2 separate regions of the Mus musculus genome follow, and region 2 is linked to region 1. Evidence: chromatin loops called from intact Hi-C (ENCODE). Cell type or tissue: left cerebral cortex. All regions are shown on one strand. Each heading gives the region's core, and the rest is flanking DNA. Links, peaks and the distances in the headings are about the cores only. Region 1 has its middle 79 kb from the start of Pitrm1. Region 2 has its middle 43 kb from the start of Gm35671.

The links. Peaks named below come from ENCODE experiments on the same cell type or tissue, not always from the same donor. Only the 100,000 strongest peaks of a DNase experiment are listed, where the experiment ranks them.
Region 2: it touches region 1 in a loop (2.1-fold over the local background); 6 of 42 quality-filtered maps call a loop at or near these places.

What each region holds. Positions count from the first base shown.
Region 1 is chr13:6,466,957-6,472,340 of GRCm38, forward strand. No RefSeq gene overlaps it. Among named protein-coding and RNA genes, the nearest start is that of Pitrm1, 79 kb to the right of the region's middle. In left cerebral cortex, for the core only: CTCF peaks have their summits at 2,572 (motif pointing left) and 4,890 (motif pointing left); DNase peaks (open chromatin) are centred at 2,600, 2,738, 3,092, 3,853 and 3 more places; H3K27ac peaks cover 2,535 bases.
Region 2 is chr13:6,347,556-6,352,939 of GRCm38, forward strand. No RefSeq gene overlaps it. Among named protein-coding and RNA genes, the nearest start is that of Gm35671, 43 kb to the left of the region's middle. In left cerebral cortex, for the core only: no CTCF peak of the experiment used is centred there; DNase peaks (open chromatin) are centred at 738 and 3,311; H3K27ac peaks cover 955 bases.

The sequences.
Region 1 (5,384 bases), core at 244-5,243:
TTCAGACTGATATATGGCTCCTGTACAGGACAAGATTTCAGTTCCCAGCACCCACATCAGGCAGCTCACAACTACGTGTAACTCTAGCTCCAGGGAATCAAATGGAGCTCCTCCTTCCAACCTCCTGGGGCACCTTCACTCACATACGCATATACCAACATGTATGCACATACCAACATATAGACACATGGGCATATACATAATTAACAGTAAGTAAATCACTTGTAATATATATATATATACATGCATGTATATGGGTATCCCTATATATGTATATATCTCAAAGGCAGCCTCGGTGATAACCCCAGAACCTCATATCGGGAAACAGAAGACTATTCTATAACTCTATTCCTGAGGAGTCATGAACAAACATCTACTCAAGCCAAATAGAGAACCCACAGAGACCACAATAAAGATATCACCTGTCTTAGTCAGGGATTCTATTCCTGCACAAACATCATGACCAAGAAGCAAGTTGGGGAGGGAAGGGTTTATTCAGCTTACATTTCTGCATTGCTGTTCATCACCAAGGAAGTCTGGACTGGAACTCGTACAGGGTAGGAACTTAGAGGCAGGAGCTGATGCAGAGGCCATGGAGGGGTGCTGCTTACTGGATTGCTTCCCCTGGCTTGCTCAGCTTGCTTTCTTATAGAACCCAGGAGTACCAGCCCACGGATGGCACGGCCCACAATGGGCCCTCCCACCCTTGGTCACTAATTGAGAAAATGCCTTACAGCTGGATCTCATGGAGGCATTTTCTCAAGGGAGGCTCCTTTCTCTGTGACAACTCCAGCTTGAGTCAAGTTGACACACAAAACCAACTAGTATAGCACCAAAGTCCAACTAATAAGCCATGGTTTATTAGAGTTACCTAGAGGAGCAGAAATAGCTCAAAGACAGGTACATCACCAAAAGCCTACCCCCCACCGCCAACATGGGTGACAGCTCACAAAAGCTTCAAACTTGAAGCTCACAGTATAACAGGCAGGCAGCTAGAGAGGTTGTAGGGTGTCTACTTCAGGCAGTTAGGTGGTTTGAGCCTCTTCTGGAGAGCTCAATTTGTCTGAGTATGTCTCTCGTCAGTCTTTACTGCTTATACCTGCTTGGAGAAGGAAATTCTTAGTGAATCTGGTTAGTTTCAGGAACTTCCTAGACTTGTTGAGTTGTTAACTTCTTGAATTTTATTAGCTTTTTCTGCAGGATAGAAGGTTGTACCTCTGTCTCAGATAGCCAGAGTCTTAAGTAGCTTCTCTCCAAGGAGAAATATTTAATTTCTGAGGAAACTGCTCCACAGCAAGGCTAGGTCATACAGAACCACACAGTCTGCCATGGAACCTGCCTCCATTCTCACAAGCTCTCCTGCACACACACGCGGATGCTATAATTTGAGATCCTGAGAGAATCCTCGAGGTATGGCTGGCCAGGAACATCTTTACCCTAAGAGAAAGACTACTGTACATTTGTACATATCAGAGTTCACTATACTCTGAAAGAGTCTTCCTTGAAGAAAGGTGAAAGCTTGCAGGACAAGCAGTACCACACTGAACTCACAAAGTGATATAGCTCCATCCTGCTAGCATCCTGAAGAAGAGTGAGATGGACATTGAGGGCAAAGGGTTAGTGAAAGATCCTGAGAGAGAGCGAAAATTATTTAAGCCCCTAGACCTGTGTCATTAATGGCAGGGAGTAGAACTTGCCCCATTGTTGCAGGAAATGTTTGTACAGAATACTCTAACCATTCCTTAAATCCATTATGCAAACTTGCTAGCTTGCCAAATGCTATAGCCCAATGCCAGGTGTTTGCGGTTTCTGCCTTTATAAACCCCTTACCCCTTGAGCTCGTGGTCGACTCCTCTACCCCTGCGTGGGATATGAGTCGTCCCCAGTGCACTGTTCTTTCCCGAATAAACCTCTTGCAGTTTTCATCAAGACCATTTCTCGTGAGAGATTTGGGGTGTCACCTCTCCTGAGTCAGAACGTGGGGGAGTCCTCACGTTGTGGGTCTTTCATTAGAAGTCAAGGCACTGAGATATTTGAGATTGTATAGACCATAGGTATATTTGTGGGGTGTATATTTTCTATTTATATTCCAAGTAGTATGCATAGATTTTTATTAGACTCTGTCATGGTCCTCAACTTTCACCTTCACACATTCCCCTCCTACATTACTAAGTGAAGGAACGTCAGTTCTTGCTATGAATCACAGTCACCGGTAAGCAACTGAGATTTTGTGTCAACTTCTTGAAACCTGGAAGAAGCCCAACTGCACTTGTGTTGATTTGTGTAATGGCACTGGGGTCTGTGGTATAGGAAGTCACTGAGTCTGCCAACTCGTGCTTTGAACATGACTATACCCCATATAATAATTACATATATGCATTTCAAAACTGCTAGAGGATGCTATGCGCTGAGTGTTTGCTATTCCAAAGCTCATCCTGCTCTTTATCATTCACTGACGTTGACCCTTAATGAAGAGGGAGACAGCTCACTTCCTTCAGCATCTAAAGAAGACAGTGTTTACTGCAGCCTCCGAGGAGATAATTATCGGCCGCACTGCCACCTGCTGGAAGACTCAGAAGAAAGCTTCCTTCCCTTCTTGGAAAAACCCCTGGGGAGAGAGCCCAAGAGACAAAGGTCACCTGCGATGAGTTTCCCCAGCAAGACTATAACTTGAGACTTATTTTCAAAACCAGCCTCGTCCAGTCCATTCAGAATGCAGAGCCCCTCCCAGGAGTTCTTTCTGCTCAGTGGAGGCTGAAACTGATGGGCAGTCAGCCAGGAAGTGCCTGAAGCTTTGGTTCAAAAATGAGATTCAGAGCATGTGTTGGACTGTGACAAGGGAAGTGAAGGACATCGCTCATGCTCACACATGCCTATGCCTGGGTTGTTCCTCTCAGAGGCTCTGTGGTACACTCCCACCATGCACTCTCTCTCCTCCTCCATCTCCTGAACCTTTCTCCCTCCCTCCTCTCTCCATGTTATTTATCTTCATCTCTCTTTATGTCACCACAATGTCTAATACACACACACTATGCAGGTTCACACATACACCCAGATACATACCTGCCCACACATACACACAGCATTATCACCACACGCATGGACACACCATACAGACACGTGTGTTCACAGGTGTGCCAACGCGCCTCATAGGCAGAGAGAGTCTTGAGGTCGGCAGCTTACTATGCAGGCTGTTAAGCTCTCATAAATACCTAGAATATCAAAAGACAGATTTGTCCAAGACCTGTGCATTTCCTATTTGTAGTTCACTAATTGTCTACTTTATGTGACTGCTAATGCTTACTCAATATGCAGGAAATTGACATAATGACAGAGTTGGATGTGTTCTCGGCCCTGGGGTTCTAATATGCCTGATTTCAGTCAGCATGCATAAACGTGGAGTATTCAGGGTCTCCGACATGATGAGGAGTTTACGGAGACTGGATTGCTTCTAGAAACACCCAAGACAACGAAACATGGCATGATATGATTGCCATGGTAACGAGGGTATTCCAAATGAAAATCACTACGGTGCATCACTAATTTAGGGCTCCACTAAACACCAAATAATATTTCTCTTAAGAATGCTGAGCTGTGGTTCCTGGTAATGCAGGGTCCTGTAGCAAATGCCACACTGCAGAAGAAAAGTACAGGGGAAATTCTCCGCATACTGTGCAGGGTTACTGTGGATACCCCAAGGGTGGGAGTCAGACCACATCCACTCATGGTGGTTCATTTAGAGAAGTTCTTAATATATTGCAACTGCGACATACACTAGTAATTTTCCAAACCTGGGATTTGGTTTAGAAATCAGCTCAAATCTGGTTGGCCCTTGTGTCTAGTCTAAGCTGAATCATTATTCCTGCATGTGGCTCAAACCGCATAATGGTATAAGAGGTGCAGGCATGAAAGGAACGTGTTAGAGGCACAGCTAGGAATCCGCAGCCAAGAGAGGCCCGATCCTGTCTATTTTCACACCCTGGCTGCTCATTGCATATGCAAAGAAGCAGCCTCAACTTTCTCAGGTCACACAGCATCAGCCTCGTGCCTCAAGCTCTTTTTCATTTTATTTGGATTGGTTCAAAGAAGAGGCTCCTTGCAAATCCTAATTCTCACCTCTGCAACGACAGGGCTAAATTAAAAGAAGAGCATTAGTCTGGTTTACTTTTCTTTCAGGGGTTTTCTAAGAAATGTTCCCTTCTATTTCTGCCCTCTGGTTCCTTTTTGTCTCCCTTAATAGTTGCCCACTGAAGGTCAAACACAGAAGACATGAAGCATAATGCGAACAGCGGGGATCCCAGAGACACACAGCCTGCATTCCGAAATCTACTTTGACTTTGAACTTGGCTTTGGAAAAGTTACAATTTGTTTTCAACCTGATCAGTAAAATCGAGGTCAGCTACATGAGAGGTGACTGGGGTGTGTCCGGTGTCCTGTCCATGCCCGCTAAGTGCTTGTCAGTCTCCATATGCCCTGCAGCCTACCTGAGGATTGAATGGGGTCCTTATGCTAGACCAAGTGGGAGCCTTTAGAAATCTTATAGACCCATTAGAAATCACCCTTACACTGCCCTGGAGAGTATCCGAGGGTTCTGTCCACAGGGGGTAAAAACGAGATCCTCCCTCATTAAGGCTATGCTATTAACTCGGAAGTTCTTGCACATTCGCTGAATGAACTTCCAAACAAAAAATAAAAAATTCTGTAGCTTAGAATCATAGTTTTCCTAAATGCTGAAATAATTTTATGCCATTTCCCCTACTAATTACCATCTCATTATTATTAGAAGAACGCTTTCCTTGAAATCAACACAATTTTTGCTCTAGTTCATTTTAGCCGCATGGCAGGAGGCCTCGGTGACTCCCATTCAGAGGAAGGTAGCGACACCTAGTGGTGTCTTACTCGAGATGCAATCCTTTCACTTCTACCTGGTTGGATGCCAGTATGAGGGTTGGCTCCTAGGAACTCAAAACATTAGTAAATACTTCGTTGCCTTGTGTTAGAGTCTTCCCGAATATATGCAGATAGTAAAATAAAATAAATCCTTGAGCATCTGAAGTTCTTGAGAACACTTGACCTCAATGAACCTGATCCAAAATCCTCTCTGCGATAAGCTCCCTGGGTCATCAGACAAAATGGATTTCCTATCCCCAGGAGTTTATGAGTTGTCACGGCAACCAAGAAGTTCTTTCTTTTGTTTTGAGGTGGTGTCTCATATATCCCAGGCTAGCCTCAAACTCATTATATAGCATGGAGGCCTTTTAACTTCTGCTCCTTCCGTACTCCCTTGCAACTTTGGATTACAACCTTGTTCACACGGTGCTAGGGAAGGAGCCCAGAGCCCTATGCATAAAATTATGTGTGTGTGTGTGTGTGTGTATTTAACT
Region 2 (5,384 bases), core at 298-5,297, 120 kb before region 1:
TATAGTACTTGAAGCCTTAGCTAGAGCAGTATGATAACTTAAGGAGATCAAGGGGATATAAATCAAAAAGAAAAAGTCAAAGTATCTTTATTTACAGATAATATGACTATATATAAGTGACCCTTAGAATTCTACTGCTGGGGAGGGGGGGTGGAGAATTCTACCTGGGAAATCCTACAGCTGATAAAGCAGCTGGAGAGAAGATTAACTCACAAAAGCCAGTAGTCATCCTATAAACAAATGACAAACAGACTGGGAAAGAAACAGGGAAAACAACACCGGTACTTCACAAGAACCTCAAATAATAAAAAATATCTCAGAATATCTCTTACCAAGCAAGTGAAAGACATGTATAACAAAAACTTTAAGTCATTAAAGAAAGAAACTGAATAAGGTATCAATAGATAGAAATAATTCCCATGCTCATGAAATGGTAAGACTAGCACAGTAAAAATTGTCCATCAGAGCAGGAGCACTCTACAGATTCAGTGCAATCTCTGTTAAAATTCTAGCACAATTCCTCACAGACCTCAAAAGGAGAATTTTCAGCTTTACATGCAAATACAAAGAAAACCCAGGATAACTAAAGCAACACTGAATAATAAAGGGGGTTCTGGAAGGCTCATCGTGGCCCAATTTCAAGTGGTGCTATATTGGCACAGAAGAAACATGTTGATCAATGGAATTGTATTGAAGACCTGTGGACAAATGACTTTTTATAAAGAAGCCAGACTTACACACTGGCAAAACCACAGCATCTTCAACAAATGGTTCTGGTCAAAATAGATAATGGTATGTTGAAGAGTCTAAATAGAGCCATAGTTCTCATGGGGCAGCAGATTCAATTCCAAATGGACCAACGACCTCAACATAAAACCAAATACAATAAACTACATAAAAAGAAAATGGGGCATAACCTGGAACTCGTTGACGCAAGAAAAGCCTTCCTGAACAGAAAACTGTCATCACAGGTATTAGCATCTGTGATCAAAACTTCATAAATGCAGCTTCAAGAAACTGAACAGCTTCTGCAAAGCAAAGTACCATTTGGACAAAGTAGAAACCTTACAGTATGGGGAAATATTTTCGCCAACTACACATCTGACAGATATAACATCCCAAATATATAAAGAACTCAAAAAAAAATAAAAAACAAAATACAAAACAAAAACCCTAGATATCAAGAAAACAAATAGCCCAATTTAAAATATGGGGTACAGATCTAAATGTAGAATTCTCAAAAAAAGAAACTCAAAGGGTGAGAAACAAAGAAACACTCAACATCTTTAGTCATCAGGGAAATGCAAATATAAGTGAGATTTTTATCTTACACCCTTCGGTATGGCTGGAAAAGTAGAACCATTAATGGTTCATGCTGTTGAGGACGTGGAGTAAAGGAAACTCTCATTCAATGCTGTGCCAGTGCAAACTTGTATGGCCATTATGGAAATTAATGCGGCTATTCATCAGGAACCAGGAATCTAGATCTACCTTAAGATCTAGCTATGAAACTCTTGGCCATACACACAAAGGATTCTTCATCCTACTGTAGAGACAATTGCTCAACCATGTTCAGTGTTGCTCTGTTCATAATAGCCAAAAATTGGAAATAACCTAGATGTTCCTCAACAGAAGAATGGATAAAGAAAACGGGATACATTAAACAGAGTCTTACTCCATCGTTAAAAAGAATAAAATCATGAAACTTGCAGGCAAATGGATAGAACTAGAAAAAAATATATTGAGTGAATTATCAAGATCAGGTGACCAAGAACCTGAGAGTAGATCGCTCAGGAACCTAGGGCAAAACCAATTATACCAATATAAAGACTCCTAATGACATTCTGCTCTACTGATAGATCAGTGCCTTGATCAGTCATGATCAGAGATGCTTCCTCCTGCAGCAGATGAGAACAAATACAGAGAACCACAGCCAGATACACAGAGTGAGAAACCTTGAAACAGCCACAAATGGGAGGCCTCCATGAAATCTGTCCCTTCGCAGCCTAGGGTACCCTGTAGAACAGAAGGCAGAAAGAGTGTTAAGACCCAAATGGAATGCCAAAAACAAAAACAAAGTTAAAACCAAGGCCCTATACATTCACATGATCCCAGGTCCTATGACCTCAGAGAGACTGTGGCAGCATGCACAGCACCTGCAAGGGGCTGGATGAGGTCTTCAGCACAGAAACCAAAGCTTCCAGCTTAGTGCTTTGTAGGGTGCCTGAGTGTGGGAAGCAAGCAGTGGGTCTCGGATTTTCGTCCATTCTCTTGGACTCTCTTCCTTTGGTTAATTTGTTTTGTACAACTCAGACATGTTAGTTTTTGGTTTATGTTATATTTTATTTTATTTTAGCCCTTAGAAGCCTGCTTTTTATTTTGGTTTGGCTTGGTTTGTTTTTGTTTGTTTGTTTGTTTATGTTTTTGTTTGTTTGTTTGTTTGTTTGTGAGAGTCAGACAGGGAGTAAATCTGGATGGGAAGGGAAGTGGAAAGGAGCTGAGAGGAGCAGAGGGTAGGGAAGCCACAAACAAAATATATTATGTGAAAACACTATTTTTAGTAAAAGGAAAAACATTGAGAAAACCACCAAAAATACTTAGTAGATTGATGCGAGGGGCTGCCAGTTTGCAAGCCAAAGTTGGAGTCCTAGAAGTTTCATCAGTTTGAGTACAAGAAGAACTCACTAGAATGAAGTATGAATTAGTTAGACAAAATCAAAGCTTAATTGTAGGAAGATGGAATTAGCTCCCTCAGAACTGGACAGGTAGGACAAAGAAGATTATCTTCATGAGTGATTAGTCAAGGGAGGGAACATCAAGATAAAGGCAAAGAAGGAGCAGGGGGTGACTAGGAAAGGTGTTGGTGAAACCAATGGCAAACCACAGGAATCTCAGAAGAACACACGATCCTTACTGTGTTACATTGATATGTCAGCTCCATTACCTGCCAACAAAGACAGAAACCAGGAAGCTCTTGAGCATCAAACAGTGACAGAACAACCACTGAAAACTTGAGTAACCAAGTTGAAGAAGAAAGTTAAATGTTTTCTACTTCCTATTTAGCTATTACAAGAACAAACATTTCTGGTCTTTCATGAATTATTTTTATCTGAACATGTGTGACTATAGGATTATTTTTATACCATATCTGCATGCCCATATTTTTATATCTAGAAGAATGCGTCTGAATGTCCAGATTCAATTTTTTCCCTGAGAAAGGAACAGAATGGCATAACTGAATATAGGACTTTTTAAAATAAATGCGCTAGAGATATATGCACAGCTTACAATAGAGTACTTGCCCACCTTATAGGACAGACTGGAGCCAAGCCCAACACAAAGCAAAGAAAAACGACAAAGGAATTTCTGTGACATCCAACACAGACTTATAGAATCTGCTTAACAGGGTCAATTCTGACACTGAATTCTCCTTTGGGAAATCGACCCTATTAGGCAAAAATCACCTTTACAGGATAGCTATGAAAGTTCAGTATGTGTACAGTTGAAACTTCAGGTTGCATCTCCAACAGTGCAGAGAACAACAAAAACAACAACAATTATGGATAAAAATAAAAACTGCATTTGACTACAGGGAAAATGAGGCAAAGACAGAAAACAGGAAATGTCTGGTAGAGGCGAGAGGATAGTAGGTAAGGCAGGTGGGCCGGCTTGTGGACGAGGAAGGCGAAGTCGGCTTTGTTGCAGAGGAAACAAATCCTGAGGCAGTGAGCACAGCACACAGCTGCAGAACTGAAGACAAACAATGGCTTTCTATTGTTCTCAGTGTTCTGGAACACAAGACCCTCAACAGGAACGCCAATCACAGGATGTGCCGCCGACAACATGAGATCATTTGCCCTAGGATTTGTATTTATATTTCTTCTGCAATAGACAGCTGTGGGAGGGAGAAAGGAGGGGTTTGAGCTCTTCTTTGCAATGTAGTCTGTTTCTGGGTAAGGGTAACTTTTATGTCAGGACAGTGAGTACCACTTGGCTTATGTCTTATTAAGAAGTCTCTAAAATAACACACTTTTAGCCTTGGAGAGAACTCAGGAAGAAGAGTAAGGTATGAACACAGGGTCCTTCATGTTGGTATTCAGGTTTTAAGTCAATAGCCTACAGAGCATGACCTTGGTAGAAGTCCACACAGATACAATTACCAAGCACAGTCGGCTGATAATAAGCTTTGGGCATCCATCACTTAGATTTTTATCACGGGATGAAGCACAGAATCATAGGGGAGTAAATGCACAGGGATCCAGTGAGGTAATTTCTCTGCCACTTCTGTCACAAGCCATGGATGCTGCACTATTCTGACACTGGTCTTCTTTATCTACAGCTAGAGGAAATTGTCCCTAAGCTACTATCCCTAAGTGTCCCTCCTCTCCTACAAGGAGTCCCATGCAGAGTGTGAGGAGTGGTGACACTGGGTGTTTGCATTTATGAAGCTGCAGTTTCTAATTAAAGAGCCAGGGTTATCTATGTAGACTCAATTATGTATACATAGAACACATATTCATAACACATAGATTTCTCATGAGGAATACAGGTGGTAAAATTATTTTAAAATGTCAGCTTCCATAAACTAATGGATGATATGCATATCATGCTTTTGTTGTTTTTAAGTAAAGGAACAGCCGCATGGTATCTATGGTCAAAGTTCTTTCCCATCTCTCCATGGCCTCAAAAGCTGTCAGAATGTCATACATTCTTAATTGTCTTATATAAGTGATACACAAACCCAGACAGGAAGCTCACATCAGACTGGTGTGGAACAGGAAGACTGCACACATGAACAGCAATGACTCACTATGCAGAATATTATTGTGTATGAATGTGTATGCACATGTGTGAGCAGATGCATTCACCTATGTACGCACGTATGAAGGTCAGAGGTGAAGTTTAAATAGCTTCCTTTGTCATTCTCCACTTTATTTTATAGGTTTCACATTTACTTTGTGTGTGTGTGTGTGTGTGTGTGTGTGTGATGTATGTGTGAACACCTGTATTCGAGTACCTTCAGAAGCCATAACATGGCAAGTTCTTGGCATTGGTTCATTTGTAGCTGTGGCTGTCTGCATCCACACCCCAGTGTAGGAACTAGGAACCAAACTCTGGTTCTCCAGAAGAGCAGCAAGCACTCTAAACTGATGATCTACCTCTCCAGCAACCGCCACCCTATTGTTTAAGATGTTATCTCAGTGAATGTGCAGCTTGAGTTTGCCCTTTCAGCTAGACCTTCTGGAAAACAATCTCTCTTTCACTCATCTGCTGGTCTCCATTCCTACCCTCAAGCACTGAGGTTATGGAAGTATGTTACTATACCATGCCTGACTTTTAAGTGGCTGTTGGGGATCTAAAAGTGTGTATAAGGGGCTGCAGGT